Regions from separate parts of the Homo sapiens genome. Here region 2 is linked to region 1. Evidence: chromatin contacts called from ENCODE Hi-C or POLR2A ChIA-PET data. All regions are on one chromosome and are shown on one strand. The core of a region is the stretch at or near the end of the contact, and the rest is flanking DNA. Distances in the headings are between cores, read along the strand shown.

Region 1 (6,967 bases), core at 2,305-4,804:
AGATGGCTAGACATTTATGCCACAAGGAACTATTCAGGTGAAGATGGGAGTACTAGAGTTGAGACTGCTAGGGTGAGGGACATTAAGAATGACTCAAGGATCCCAGGTTCTGCTGTGATCAGTGGAGTGTCTGGTGGTTGCATTTGCTAAGCTAAGGGACCTCAAAGAAGGAGCAGGTTTGCTGACCAGGAAGAGTTAAGTTTGAACGCATTGAGTTGAAGGGGCTGTGAGCCATCTGTGTAGAGAGGCTCATGGATATATGGGTCTGGACTCAAGAGACAGGTCTGGGGTAGAGGTCTATCCTGGGCATTGTAGGCATATTGGTGGCAGCTGCAGCCATCAAAGAGAGGAATGAGAAGGCCCAGGGAGCAGTGGAGAGAAGAGAAAAAGCCTAGGGCACAACCTTGAGAATGCTGGGAACATGTTCACCCTCATTTTGAGTTTTCCTTTTGGGGCATTGTCTCTTCTCCATCTTGTGGGGTGAAAAAACAAATGATCTGCTTTCCTACTCTAGAGTTGGAAGGATCCCTGGAGACTCATTGCACCAGGCCCTCCCTTTCACCTCCATGGAGCAGCCGAGGGGCGGCCATCTGACCTAAACTCAGCTGGTCAGACTCTTGGGTCTGGGCATCTTGAGCATCCTGACACTAGGATGGAAGGGGCCTTTGGAGTTCAGCCAAGTCACTTCTGTCTGGTTTCCAAGTTAGGTACTCCAGACTCCCAGTCGATTCTCTGACCTAGCTCCTTAATATTTTTCCAGTTAATTCTTTTGTTTTTTATTTTTTCTTATAAGTGCCAGAGGTGGTTTCTGTTACTCGCAAACAGAGAGGAGCCAGTGAAGGAAAATAAGATGGACAGGACTTCAGAGGGGCAGGAAGAGAGCCGAAAACCGGGAGCTAGGCTTTACAAAAATAAGCGAAAGAGTATATCTTGAAGAAAGGAGTAGCCAGTGGCGTCAATTTTTATTTAGAAAGTGTCCAGTATGTCTGTGTAAGCATGGGAGAAAAAGGCAAGAAGGAAACACAGCTGTTAACAATGAGGAATAATGGGGGGAGGCTTCGATAGATCTTTGTTTCAAAGGACAGGAACCCAACTCATACTTGCTTAAGACAAAAACAACAACAAAAAAGTAATTTATTGGCTTATATCACTGAAGAGTCCAGGGGTGAGTCTGTCTTTGGCACAGCCCGGACAATGTCTGCAGGGCTTGGTCTCTGCTCTCCTCTGTGTGGGCTTCCTTCTCGCGCATGTTCTCCTTAGGCAGTACTCCTGGAAACTCTTGGAATATACGTACCCATTTAGTAACTTCGGAGAGAGCAGAAAGCCATTCTTCTTCCCAGTGGCTCCAGTAAAATTCCAGGATTGACTCTGATGGGCCTGGTTTGGTCATATGTCCTTCCTGAACCAATCACTATGGATAGGACTTTTTTTTTTTTTTTTTTTTTTTTCTGTGCTTGAGTGGTCTGAATCTTCCCACGGAGACAGGGAGATGGAGTCATTTCCATCCAAGCCACTTTTACTGAGAGTGTAGGGACTGCCCAGAGGAAATCAAGAGGCTATTTATCAGAAGAAAGAATGGGTTCCGGGGGATGAAAACCCAATCTGTGTTCCCGTTGACTAGGGGGAAGGGTATAATGACTGGCTAGGTCTGCTCACAAGGCCATGCTTGGAGGACATGAGGCAAGTCCACTTGAGTCATCTTCCCCAAAACCACGGGCACTGGGCAGAAAAAACTACACTTGAACACTGTAGGTGGATTGAGGGGTGGGCAGAAGCAAGAAGAGCAAAATAGCACGGGGAAGGAACGGGTGGGCTCAAATCCAGAAATCCAGATTTGAATCTGAGTTTTGCCATTTGGTAATTTTTAAACTTCTGAGCCTCAGTTTCTCATTGGAAAACTGGATCAATGCAGGAACAGTGCCTGTAGAATTCTTATGAGAATTAAATGGAATACTCGACATAAAGGATTCAGCTCTGTTCCTGAAAAAGCCAATGAATGTTTGCTGTTATGATAGTGGTCTTGAACTTCCATGCGGGTGACTGTGCCCTTGATAAGGGGTCAGGCTGTCCTCGGAGCCCTCTTCCTCATGCCATCAGGGCCTCCCCAGCACAGGCCTCAGAACTCACTAACATGTTGCTCAGTCAAAGCCTGGCCAGATTCCAACCCCAGGCATGAAGGAAAGCATAAAGGATCTGGTGTTTGGGTGTGGTCACGGTGGGTCCTGATGGGGCTGCGTCAAGGCTAATGAGGAAGAGGCTGGAGGGCCAGGGATTGGCAAGGAGGAAGGTGAGGAGTAAGGGGAGGGGTGATTTTGGCTAGAGCCAGCAGGGGTCACTGCAGATCTAAGTAACTTCAGGGAAGCGGCAGGGCCACCCATGGGCCCTCCCACATTACTACCTGCCTTCGTAACTGGGATACAGGTCTTGGACCAGTTCTGGGGAGAAGGATTGGGATTGGACTCACGCAGTGGGAGGTAGCTGCCTAGGGCATCTGCCCTTGGTGTCCTCCGGGGCCTAGGCTGTCTCTCCTCCATGGAGGCTCTTCACCAATGGGGTGTGGGCCTGGCGTGCCACCGGACTCTGAGTTCCAGCAGTGCCTAGTAAGTGCATCTTGAGATGCTCCCCTATAAAGAGCTCTGAGATTAAATGCGTTTCCTTGTCTCGTCCCTCGTCTCTGAGGGTTGTAGCCCAGATTAGCATGTTAGAGGCTCAGAGAAGTCCTGCAGTCAAGAAAACCTGTTAGACTGTGTTTAACTCAGGTTTCCTGTGCTTATTTGAGCCCGTTTGCCACAACATAGTTAGGGAAATGCTGGCTTAAGGGTGGGAAAGGGGGTGTGCTTGATACATTAACCTTCCCCAAGAGCATTTGCCCTCCCAACACACTCCCTCCTCCACCCATTGCAAGTAGTGTGTGACACATGTCTGTTGTAGAAAAGTGGGGGAAAAAACTACAAAGAAGAAAGTTACCCATCCCCTGCCTCCAGAAGAAAGTTACCCATCCCCTGCCTCCTGCTCCTTAGTCTCTTCTCAAAAGAGCTCTGGCCACTGTCCTCGGTCTTCCTGGAGAAAGGGTGATGATGGAGCTCCCCTCAAGGCACACCCACTTCTACTGGGGAGAAGCCCCAAGAGGAAAGGGCCCTTTTAGAGGTCATCTTATCCACCCCTCCGTCTCCTCTCTGTGCAGATTCTTGCTTCCCTCTCTTGCTGACATTCCTACAGGAAGGGAGATGGTGGTGGTGGTTTGGAGGGTGTTGAGGGGCGCAGAGGGCAATTGGGTATGTAGATCATCAGGGTGGAAGGTGAGCTTCCTTTCTAGGTGGGGAAACAGGCTCAGAGAGGGGCCATGACTTACTGGTGTTTCACAATGAGCCAGTGGTGGAGCTCACAGATCCTGGCCCCAGACCAGGCACCCTCCTCCCCCTAACCCCCATCTCCAGCTCTCAATGCCAAGAGTCTGGAGCGGGCCCTGTGCACTCCAGGCAAGGCTGCGGTTTCTTCTGTGGGACTGTGGAGCCACCCAGGGTGTGTGGGTGCTGCGCACGCGCACCACAGTTGTGTAACAGGCTCTGGGGCGTGTGCACGCGCTCAGTAACCTGATGCAACAGGGAAGCTGTGGTCCCGTGAGCTGGGGTGTGGGCGCTTGGCCGGTGCCCAAACCACAAAGAGTATTTGGCTGGTGGCTAAGGAGGCCAGGCATGGGGGTCGCAGAGTTGTCTACGTCAGGGCTTGTCTATCCCTAGTTGCCCACATCCTGGTCCCTGTGGGCGCAGGGCTGGGAATGGGGCTGCCTGGCCAGGTGATACTGTGGAGGAGGGGTTGGGGCCTTGCCCCTTCCTCCTTCTGTTTGCCACGATGCCTATTGTGATGAGGATGGGGGGCAGGCGGGGCTTCCTCCCTGTGGTTCCATCTCTTCCTGGCTGTAACCCCCCAACCCAGTTCTGTACCCTGCTCTCTCCACCAATCCTGGAGCCCTCACCACAGATCCAGGTCATTTTACACAGCAATATCTGCCTCTCACTCCCCCACCTCCCCTGAGTCTCACAGCCCTGCCCTCCCTACATAATAGGCTTTCCTGGGCACCCCAAATTGGGAGAAGCAGAACGGGGAAGGAGAAGAAGAGTGGCCACTTTGCAGCCAGCCCAGATGCTGACTTTCCGCTGCCACTTCTGAACTGAGTGACTGAGAAAGATCAGTGTCCCTTCTCAGCCTCCATGTACTCATCTAAGAGGTGGGGGCAGTGATACTCCCTGCTGAGAGTGGTGGAAAGATAGTGTGCTCCTGTGAACAGGAGTCCTGAACTCTTGAACTCTAGGGTCTAGGAAAGAACTCCATGAAAGGGGAGTTGCCCCTTCATTCTGCTCCATGTGGATTGAGTGTTAGGGCACCCGCCCTCCTCCCAACTCCCCAGCATTTCTATCACCAGACAGGGTGGCAGGCACTTTGGAGAGCCAGGGTCCTGGGAGGAGGTGGCCCATGAAAGCAGGCCCTATTCTGCCTGCCTGTGGCCACCTGTGTACCCTCTCTCCCCTCTTGTCCGCAGGGAGGTGGGGCACATGCATTTCTTCTGCCCCTCTCCACTTGCTCCAGCACTTCAGAAAGGCAACATCCTTGGGGGTGGCCAGTGGGTTCCAGGGATGCAGGGTTAGGTGACGCAGGGAGGGCATCTATGCCCAGTGTCCTGACTCTCTTCCCTGGCTGGGCTGTACCTGGCACGTTGGGGCTCCTCTCCAGTGCTCCCAGGATGCCCTGGATCTACATTGCCTTATTCTGCACTAACCACCTAATGTTTTGATGATCTGCTTATGCATCTACCTAAAAATAACAAATGATGCACTTTGGGAGGCCAAGGCGGGAGGATTGCTTGAGTCCAGGAGTTTGAGACCAGCCTGGGCAACATAATGAAACCCCTATCTCTACAAAAAGTAAACAAATTAGCCAGGTGTGGTGGTGCACACCTGTAGTCCCAGCTACTCAGAAGGCTGAGGTGGGAGGATTGCTTGAGCCCAGGCAGTCAAGCCTGCAGTGAGCCACGATCATGCCACTGCACTCCAGCCTGGGTGACAGAGTGAGACTCCTCCATTCCACCCTCCCCTTCCCTGGGAAAAATAAATAATTGATGACACTTACATAGTGCTCACTATGTTCCAGGCTTTACATATACTAACTCGTTTGCTTCCCATGGTGGAGATGGATATGATTGTTCTCCTTGAGGAAACTGAAGCCCAGAGAAGGCAAGTAAGTGCCCTGCTCAAATTTAATTCACTTGTGTTGTCTAACCTCAGTCACTGTCCTATCACCCTGTTTTATTTTCTTCGGAGCCTTGCTTGGAAAAACAGTGGTCTACTGGTTTGCTTACTTGCCCATTGTCTGTCTCACAGACAGCACGAGACATCGCCTCATAGATAGCAAGCTCCTTGAGTGCAGGGCCTTCATCTTTCTTGTTCACATTCCCAAAGCTTAACTGATGCTTTAGAGAAGCTCAGTGAATATTTGTGGAAAGAATGAGCCACTGGCCCACTGAATGGAGACTCCTCGAGGGTGCACTCTGTGATTATTCATTTCTGTTACCCCCACACTTCCTAGCACAGGGCCTGGCACAGATACAGTGCTCAGTAAACTGTTTGTTGAGTGAATAAATGAATGAATGAATGAATGGAAAAAAATTCCAGAGGACTCAGTTGCTGTTGCTCTTCCTTCCAGACTCTGGGAACTAGTGGAAAGTCTTCAGCCACAGGAGATGTGGGAGAATATTCTTTCTGGATCTCTGTTTTGGTTTCTCTGTGTGATTTGGTGTGTGCGCAGAGTGGGTACACAGGGCGGAAAGCATGAGAAGAAGATTGGAAATGAAATAATCTCTGGGAAATGACTCCCTGAATAATTATTTCATGTCCAAAGGCAAGAGAGGATAGAAACAGAATATGTAGGTGTGGGCCCAGAGGAGGCCCCTAGTAAATGTTTGATGAATGAATGAGTGAGTGAGGCCTTTGAAGAAAGGCCCAGGCCATGATTTTCTTTGTAGTCCCAGACCCTAGGATGGGCTCAGACTAGAATATGATACGTTTGCTGAATGAATGAATGAATGAATAAATGAATGCACACATGAGCACAAAGGAGCATGGAAATGATTGGAAAGGGTGAGTGCTGCAAAGGACCTCAGAGTGCTGGTGAACCAGACCAGGGACAAAGATTCCAGCCTTGGTCCTTTCTCCATGAGTCAGGGTCTGAAAGTAAGGAAGGGGTCTGGTGAACGCTTAAAGCCTGGTTTCCCAGTCATTCTTTCCAGATGATCTGTGTGGGGTATTGTGCAAAGACGAATAATAATTGGAAAAATAATAAGAGCCCTGCCAGGTACAGTGGCTTACACCTGTAATCCCAGCACTTTGGGAGGCTGAGGCAGGTGGATTGCTTGAGCCCAGGAGTTTAAGATAAGACCAGCCTGGGCAATATGGTGAAATCCTGTCTCTACAAAAGATAGAAAAATTAGCCAGATGTGGTGGCGCGTGCCTGTAGTCCCAGCTACTCAGGAAGCTGAGCCTGGGGAGGTTGAGGCTACAGTAAGCCATGATCATGCCACTGCACTCCAGCCTGGGTGATGGAGTGAGACCTTGTTTCAAAACAAACAAACAAATGAACAAACAAACAATAAGAGCTCATATATATTGAGCACATACTATGTGCCAGGTTCTGCTCCAAGCTCTTTACTTGTTTTCAGTCATATCATCCTTTCAGCAACCACATGAAGTATTTTTCTCATTTTATAAAAGAGGAAACTGAGGCACAGAGACGGGCAATGTCCGTCCACGATCACATAGCTAGCCAGTGAACACACAGTCATCACTCGGGCTTGCTGGGGACAGCAGCGGCTGCCCACCTGTGTACCTAGGGGAAGGTCCTTTGTGCTTGGGTCTTGCTCTGGTTCTATCACCTCTCCAGGCCTCAGACCTTCATTTGCAGAATAGGAACATAA
Region 2 (6,888 bases), core at 86-2,585, 370 kb after region 1:
GCGATTTTCCTGCCTCAGCCTCCTGAGTAGCTGAAACTACAGGCGTGTGCCACCACACCCAGCTAATTTTTGTATTTTTAGTAGAGACAGGTTTTCACCATGTTGGCCAGCTGGTCTCGAACTCCTGATCTCAGGTGACCCACCCTCCTTAGCCTCCCAAAGTGCTAGGATTACAGGAATGAGCTACCACACCCGGCCAAGAAAGTATTTTTACAGACCCCAAGAATGGGGTGTCCAGCTGGGCGTGGTGGCTCATGCCTGTAAAATCCCAGTACTTTGGGAGGCCAAGGTTGGCGGATCACCTGAGGTCAGGAGTTCGAGACCAGCCTGGCCAGCATGGTGAAACCCTGTCTCTACTAAAAATACAAAAAATTAGCTGGGCGTGGTGGGAGGAGCCCGTAATCCCAGCTACTTGGGAGGCTGAGGCAGGAGAATCGCTTGAACCCGAGATGGCGCCATTGCACTCCAATCTGGGTGACGAGAGCGAAACTCCGTCTCAAAAAACAAAAAAAGAATGCAGTGTCCCCAGCCCCAGGCCCCGCCCTGCTTCACCCCACCTCCCTCCACAGTTTGGCCTGGGTCCATGGCTGGAGTCCCTTCCTAGCCTATAGCCCCAGGCCCTGCTGCAGTGACCCCCATCAGCCCAGGGCATTCTGTTCATGCCCCATGACTCTCATGAAGGATGAGAGCAGGGTGCTGGCTTTACAGGAGTTGGGTGAACCTCAGATACTGAGAGTGGACAACACTTACACAGCCCTGACCCGGAAAGGGGACCTGTTTTAAGTGCCTTATTTTGACTCACTTCAACCCTACAAGGTACGTACTATTACATTCCAAGGAGGGGAAACTGATGCACAGGGGACTTGCCCAAGGGATGTGAACCCTGGCAGTCTGGTGCCAGGGTCTGTCCTCCGTACTCCACCTCAAGGTAGTCATTGCTCTCTCTAGACTCTGAGTGTCTCTACCTGCTCTCCTCTCTCCTCTTTGCTTTCACAATGATCCTGCCAGATGCTCTCTTTCCTGCCAGAAGGGAGGGCTACATGTGAAAATCTGGCATCAGAGTCTCAGCCACTCCCTTCTCAGGAACCACCTGCCTGCCTGCCATAGCAGGCGGTGAAGAGCCAGCCCTGACATCAGACAGCTCCTGGAGGCAGGCAGGCCTGTCTGAACCCTCCTCCCTGCTGCAACAGAAATGGCTACCAGCCCCACTGGCCAGGCCTACAGCAGGCTGTGCCTGGCCCCCACTTGACAGGCAGCACTCACCTCTCACCTCTGCTCTGGGGGCCCAGCTGAGGCAGCACCTGCCCAGGATGTCATGGTGCCATAGTTGCACCAGCTCCAGGACCAGGGCAGCTGAACGCCCCTTTGCCCACTAGATGGCACAATGTGCACAGAAATGTGGGTTGACCGCTTGGCCACCCTTTCCACCTGCAGAGGAACTGGATTTCACCACACTCTGCATTTATCTCATTTTTATTCTCATTCCTCATCCTAACCCATAGCCAACCATTTGTATGTGTCCTTGCAAAACAAGTGCATGTATTTTTTAGTTTCACAATTAGTAATATATATATATATATATATATATATATATATAAAAAACACACACACACATTATAGATATATTTCTTAATTGTTTTCGCTCAGCACTGTATTTTTAAACCTCATTCATGTTGCTGTGAGCACATTTAGTTTCTGGTGGGCACCTTCCACATTTATTTACCCACTCTGAGGGCGACAGGCACCCAAGTTCCCTCCAACACCCCAGCAACCCTGCCATGACCGTCCTTGACAGGAACCGTTACGGCTCGGCCTGAAAACCTAAGAAGCGGAATTGCCAGGTTACAGGGCATGCAGCGACTTCATTTGGCACAGTACTGCCAGCCAGCTCTCAACCCACCCAGTTCTTGGAGGGTTCCTGGGGAAAAGACGCCCAGCCTCCTAGGACTAGTCAGCCTAGCACCCCTTCCTGTGGGGAGGGGCCCCAATCCTTTCTGCTTGGGCCCAAGGGAGATGGAGAGCCAGTGGCCTCTGTCAAGAGCGTCTTGCAAAGGTAAGACCTTAAGGTCCTACATCTCCCCTGGGCATTTTTTTTTTTAAGTAAAGGGCAATGGCTGGCCTGTTAAATCCCCCACATCCCTCTCTTCAGGAGCCTTTCTGATTACAAAGCCCATTCTTTTTCTCCCTTCTCCTCCCACAGAACTATCCCAGTTTCCTGCATTTTCCCATTTCTCTTCCTCTGCCCATCCCTTCCATGTGAACACCCTACACTTACTAGCTATGTGTCTGTGGACAAGTTACTTGGACTCTCCCTCTTTGTCTATAATATGGAAATAAGTAATATCATTACTAATAATAGGCACACAGGCATAATCCCTCCCTGGCCTCTGCACACAGCCCTCTCTCTAACTCAATGCTGCCCCACTTCCCACATATATTTAAGTAGCTCAAGCCCCTCCTCCCCCAGGAAGTCATCCCTGATTGAACCAGATACAGTCCCAATGTCCTTAATCCAACTGTCACCTACTAAGAGCTCAAGTGATTATTTTTGGCTGAAATTTGAAATAACAATAATGGCTATGATTGATACGCTGAGCACCTACTATGTGCCAAGAATTCTACGGCCTACTCCATATCCACACAAGAGCCCTGGAAGGCAGACATTGTCATCCTGACTTCTCAAATGAGGAGGCTGAGACTCAGAGAGTAAGGTGACTTGCCTGAAGTCACTGGCAGGTAATTGTCAAGGTCAGGACTGGAATACAGGCTTGTCTGATATAAAAGCTCTACCCCACACCACCTCCTTCAGAATCCCTTCCTCTTGCCCTCATTCCCCCATACACATGGTATGTGCATTGCATTTTAAAATTATTTGTGATTTTAAGTACACAAATAATAGAGGGATATAGTCTCTTTATTAAAAAATTAAAGCACTACAGAGCTGTGTCACCTTTGACCAGGAACCTTCTACCTCCCTCCTCCCCAAAGGAACTCCCACTATTAGCACTGTCTTGGGTATCATTCTTGTGCTTTTTTGCCTTTTTTTTTTTTTTTTTTTGAGACAGGGTATCTTGCTCTGGTGCCCAGGCTGGAGTGCAGGGAATGTAGTGGTGTGATATCACAGCTCACCACAACCTCTGCCTCCCAGGTTCAGGTGATCTTCATGCTCAGCCTCCCAAGTGGCTGGGATTACAGGTGCACACCACCAGGCCCAGCTAATTTTTGTATTTTTAGTAGAGACGGGGTTTCACCATGTTGGCCAGGCTGGTCTCGAACTCCTGGTCTCGAGTGACCACCCACCTCAGCCTCCCAAAGTGCTGGGATTATAGGTGTGAGCCACTGCACCCAGTCCCATAAATTTTTCTGTATTTGTAGGAAATAACGTTGTTAAGTGATTTTACATAAATAATGTGTGTGGGGCCGGGCACAGTGGTTCATGCTTGTAATCCCGGCACTTTGGGAGAACGAGGCGGGTGAATCACTTGAGACCAGGAGTTCGGGACCGGCCTGGTCAACATGGCGAAAACGCGTCTCTACTAAAAACACAAAAATTATCTGGGCATGGTGGCCTGTGATCCCAGCTATGCAGGAGGTTGAGACACCTTGAACCCGGCGTATGGAGGCAGAAGTGAGCTGAGATTGCACCACTGCACTCCAGCCTGGGTGACAGAGTGAGACCCTGTCTTAAAAAAAAAAAAAAACAAAAAACCCACAATAATGTGTGAGGTATATCACTCTTCAACAGGCTTTTTTCCATTCAACAATATGTCTTGGAGAGCTACATCTATCTATACCTACACCATCCTTTCTTGGAACAGTTGTGTGCTACTCCATGGCACACATGGACTTTGCTTATTTACCCAGGCCCCTACTGATGGCTATTCAGATTGTTTCCAATTCTATTAAAAACAGGCTGAAACGAGTATGTACAGACCTCTCTGGGCACTGTGGTATGTGCTCTGTGCAGGGCATGGACAGTCATCTCTTCTCATCTGTCACATTGTTAGCAAACACCTCTCACAGGGGTTCTCAACTTGGGAACCACTGGAGGTTTCAGGGGGACCTCAAATCCCTGAAATTGTACCCAGAGTAACCTATGTATGCCTCTGCATATATGCACTATCTGGGGAAAGGGTCCACAACCCTTAGCAAGTTTCAGGTTTTCGAAGGGCCCATAAAAGCTAAGAAGTACCGACCTGTATTAACTTTCATACCTTTATGTTCTGGCTCATATACGATGTTATGTGCTCAAAAGGACAAGCTGGGCAACATAAAGCCTCTTCTCCCCCTTGTTCTGCCAACAAGGATTCCATCTAGTGCTGAAAGAAAGGACCTCTGGAGTCAGACCCAGGCCTAAATCCTGGCTCCATCCATTACTATGCAATTTGGGGCAATTAATTAACAACCAAGCTTCAGTGTCCACAACACAAACTGAGGTGAGTAAAACCTGCTTCATAGAGTTGTTGTAAGGAGTAAACAAAATCCCTTGCGCCAAGCATCTAGCAGGCACAGTAGGTACTGCTATGCACCTGTGCCCTTGGTTTCCTTAAGTTCTGGCCAAGAGCTTTAGGCAACTGGGACCTTCTCAAGGGCAGGGACAAAGGCTCACCCAGAGTCTGCAACCCCCTTGAGCTCTGAGCCTAAATCTGTCATGGACAAATTAGGAGTGAATACACTGAGAAGAGTCCTTGTCCAGGCTCTCCAGGTCATACCACAGCAGTGCCACTAGGAGGCTGCAGGACAGGCCCTGGGACTGGAGAGACTCTGCAGGAGCAGCTCTGACTAAAATAGTGTGTGCATGCAAGTGTGCATGTGTTGTGTGCTCATATATGTTAAGTGTGTGAATGAGTATGCATGTCTGAGTATGAGCCTGTGTCTGAGTGTGTATGTGTTGGCATGTGTATGTGTGTACACGTGGGTTGGGAGAGGCAGAAACCAAAGGGAAGACAGGGTTTCCAGAGAGGCAGCAGCAGCCCTGGCTTCTCCCCTTGAGTGTCCAGGCTGCTGGAACAAATATTCCATTACCTACTGTGTGTTAAGCACTGCTCCTGTCCTTGAACTCACAGGAAGACAAAAACAAGACAGTTAGGTTCAAGCAATATTTCCAGGTGCCAGCATTGTTCTAGGCACTGGGGATACAAAAAGACACATTCCTTGCCCTCCACCAAGGTCAGACACGACACACCCCTGGAGTCGGTGGCACTTCAGTGAGTAGAGCCCTGTACAGGGCACCCAGGAAGAGCTGTGCTCAAGACCAGAAATCGTGGAGAAAGGCATAGTTGACCCTGTCCTGGGCAGCAAACCCTTTGAGAGGGGCCACATCCCCTACCCTGCCCTGCAGACTCAGACCCAAAATATCTCCAGCCACCTTCTCTCCTCCCTCACTTGGCCACCAAGCAATGCTGGACAGAACTCTTCTCTGTCGGGGGAGATCACGGGGCGTAGCGCCCTCAGTACACTGATAACCCTTTCTCCATCCTCACCTTCCCTCTGGCAGCTGGCCCCACCTTTCCCCTCCCACCCTTCCCCTCACTCCCAGTAGACAACCCCCCTTTCCCAACTAACATACAAGCTTACCTCTCTGAGCACCCAGTCCCCCCACCACGCTCAGGGAATGAGGTGCCCTTTCACTTGCTCAGATTCTCCTGCTTCCTGCTCTGCTGGGGTCTCCTTCTATCAGTCACCACTGACCCCCACCCCGACTTCCACTCACAAACAACCACCAACTATGGTGCAGTGGCACTGCAGCGCGGTTAGGCAGCCCAGCGTCACCGTTTCCCAGGCCTGGGACCTTAGACAAGTTACCCCACCTCTCTGAGCTTTGGTTCCTGTGCCTGTAGCACAGGGCGAAACCCAGTGATGCTGACAGAACCTACCTCATGAGGCCGCTGGGAAGATAAGATTATACTGGGCACATAAAATGCTTAGGACTGGGCTAGGAAGTGTTTAGTGAATGTGATCACTGCTGCTGTAAGCCCCTGACAGCACCCACAGTATCTGAAGGGCACAAAGCCTCTAGTAGATGGTCAGAAATAGAGTCCAGGGATGGCATCAAATAGTTGTTTACTTTCCCCATCAAATCAACCTTCGTCCAAGTCAGATAAGCCCCAGGGGTCCCCCCAGGGGTCTCCATGCAGAGCCTAGGCTCTCCATCAGGCAGCCTGATCCCAATTCCCTGGGTCTGGGCGTCACCGGACAGCCTTCAGGGTAAAATGCAGATCATACTAGTGGGCCTTCTCTTGATGATATTGATCTCTTAGTAACTTACTGTGCCAACATATTCTTACCAAAGACCCCCTCGAAACAAGGGGAGAACCACCTGTCTACAAGAAGAGTTGCTCAGGTGTCTCCCATCCTAAAATCCTTATGTCGACCTCCAGTTACAGCCCATCTCTCTCCTTCCCTTCTCAGCCAAGCTTCTTGCAGAAGTCACCTGCACTTCCCCCTTCTCACCCCACCACAGGCTGCCTGACCCCACTGCTTCACCAGTGATGGCCTGTAGCCACTCCACCTGTCCCTCCACAGGCCTCACTTCATCTGTTGAGGTTGACCACTTCCTCTTGGAACATCACCTCCCTGGCTTCCAGGACTCCACTTCCCCAGTCCTCCTCCCATCTCCTTGACTGTCTTCTTGACTCCCCACCCAGCTTCTTCCTGCCCACCTGCCTCCTAAACATCGGCTTCTCCAGCGCTCCACCCTGGCTTACTGCGCCTCTCTCCCCAGCCTCTCGTTGGGTGACCTCATGATTAGAAGCACCGTGCATTTCTGAAGCCTCTCAAGTCTCTCTCCCTCTATTCTCACCCCCGACCTTATGTTTGGTGTACCGTACTGTCAACAAAACACTTGCAACTAAACAAGCAGAAAAGAATTCCCTGCCTTCTCCTCTC

Evidence for each region. A loop is a pair of places that touch in the nucleus more often than their neighbours do. ChIA-PET counts read pairs that join two places held with the same protein, here RNA polymerase II (POLR2A). Pooled maps may share reads with other maps.
Region 2: a loop to region 1 is called in a pooled map, with 2.3 times the contacts of the local background. The contact joins two enhancer-like sites. A Hi-C loop is called at or near these places in 6 of 168 maps with a recorded cell type or tissue (adrenal gland, body of pancreas, left cardiac atrium and 2 more) and 4 of 50 pooled maps. POLR2A ChIA-PET finds 5 or more read pairs at or near these places in 6 of 52 experiments (H1, MCF 10A, OCI-LY7 and 3 more).

The regions. Positions count from the first base shown.
Region 1 is chr6:43,721,682-43,728,648 of GRCh38, forward strand. No RefSeq gene overlaps it. Among named protein-coding and RNA genes, the nearest start is that of MRPS18A, 37 kb to the left of the region's middle. RefSeq lists an enhancer at 3,260-3,349. Within about 2 kb of position 3,555, at least 13 of the 41 ENCODE cell types and tissues checked have a DNase peak (open chromatin) inside an H3K27ac peak, as active enhancers do; they include right lobe of liver, where a contact is called at or near this core.
Region 2 is chr6:44,095,521-44,102,408 of GRCh38, forward strand. No RefSeq gene overlaps it. Among named protein-coding and RNA genes, the nearest start is that of SCIRT, 24 kb to the left of the region's middle. RefSeq lists silencers at 1,232-1,526, 1,304-1,473, 4,592-4,886 and enhancers at 3,517-3,686, 6,674-6,888. Within about 2 kb of position 1,336, at least 2 of the 41 ENCODE cell types and tissues checked have a DNase peak (open chromatin) inside an H3K27ac peak, as active enhancers do; they include right lobe of liver, where a contact is called at or near this core.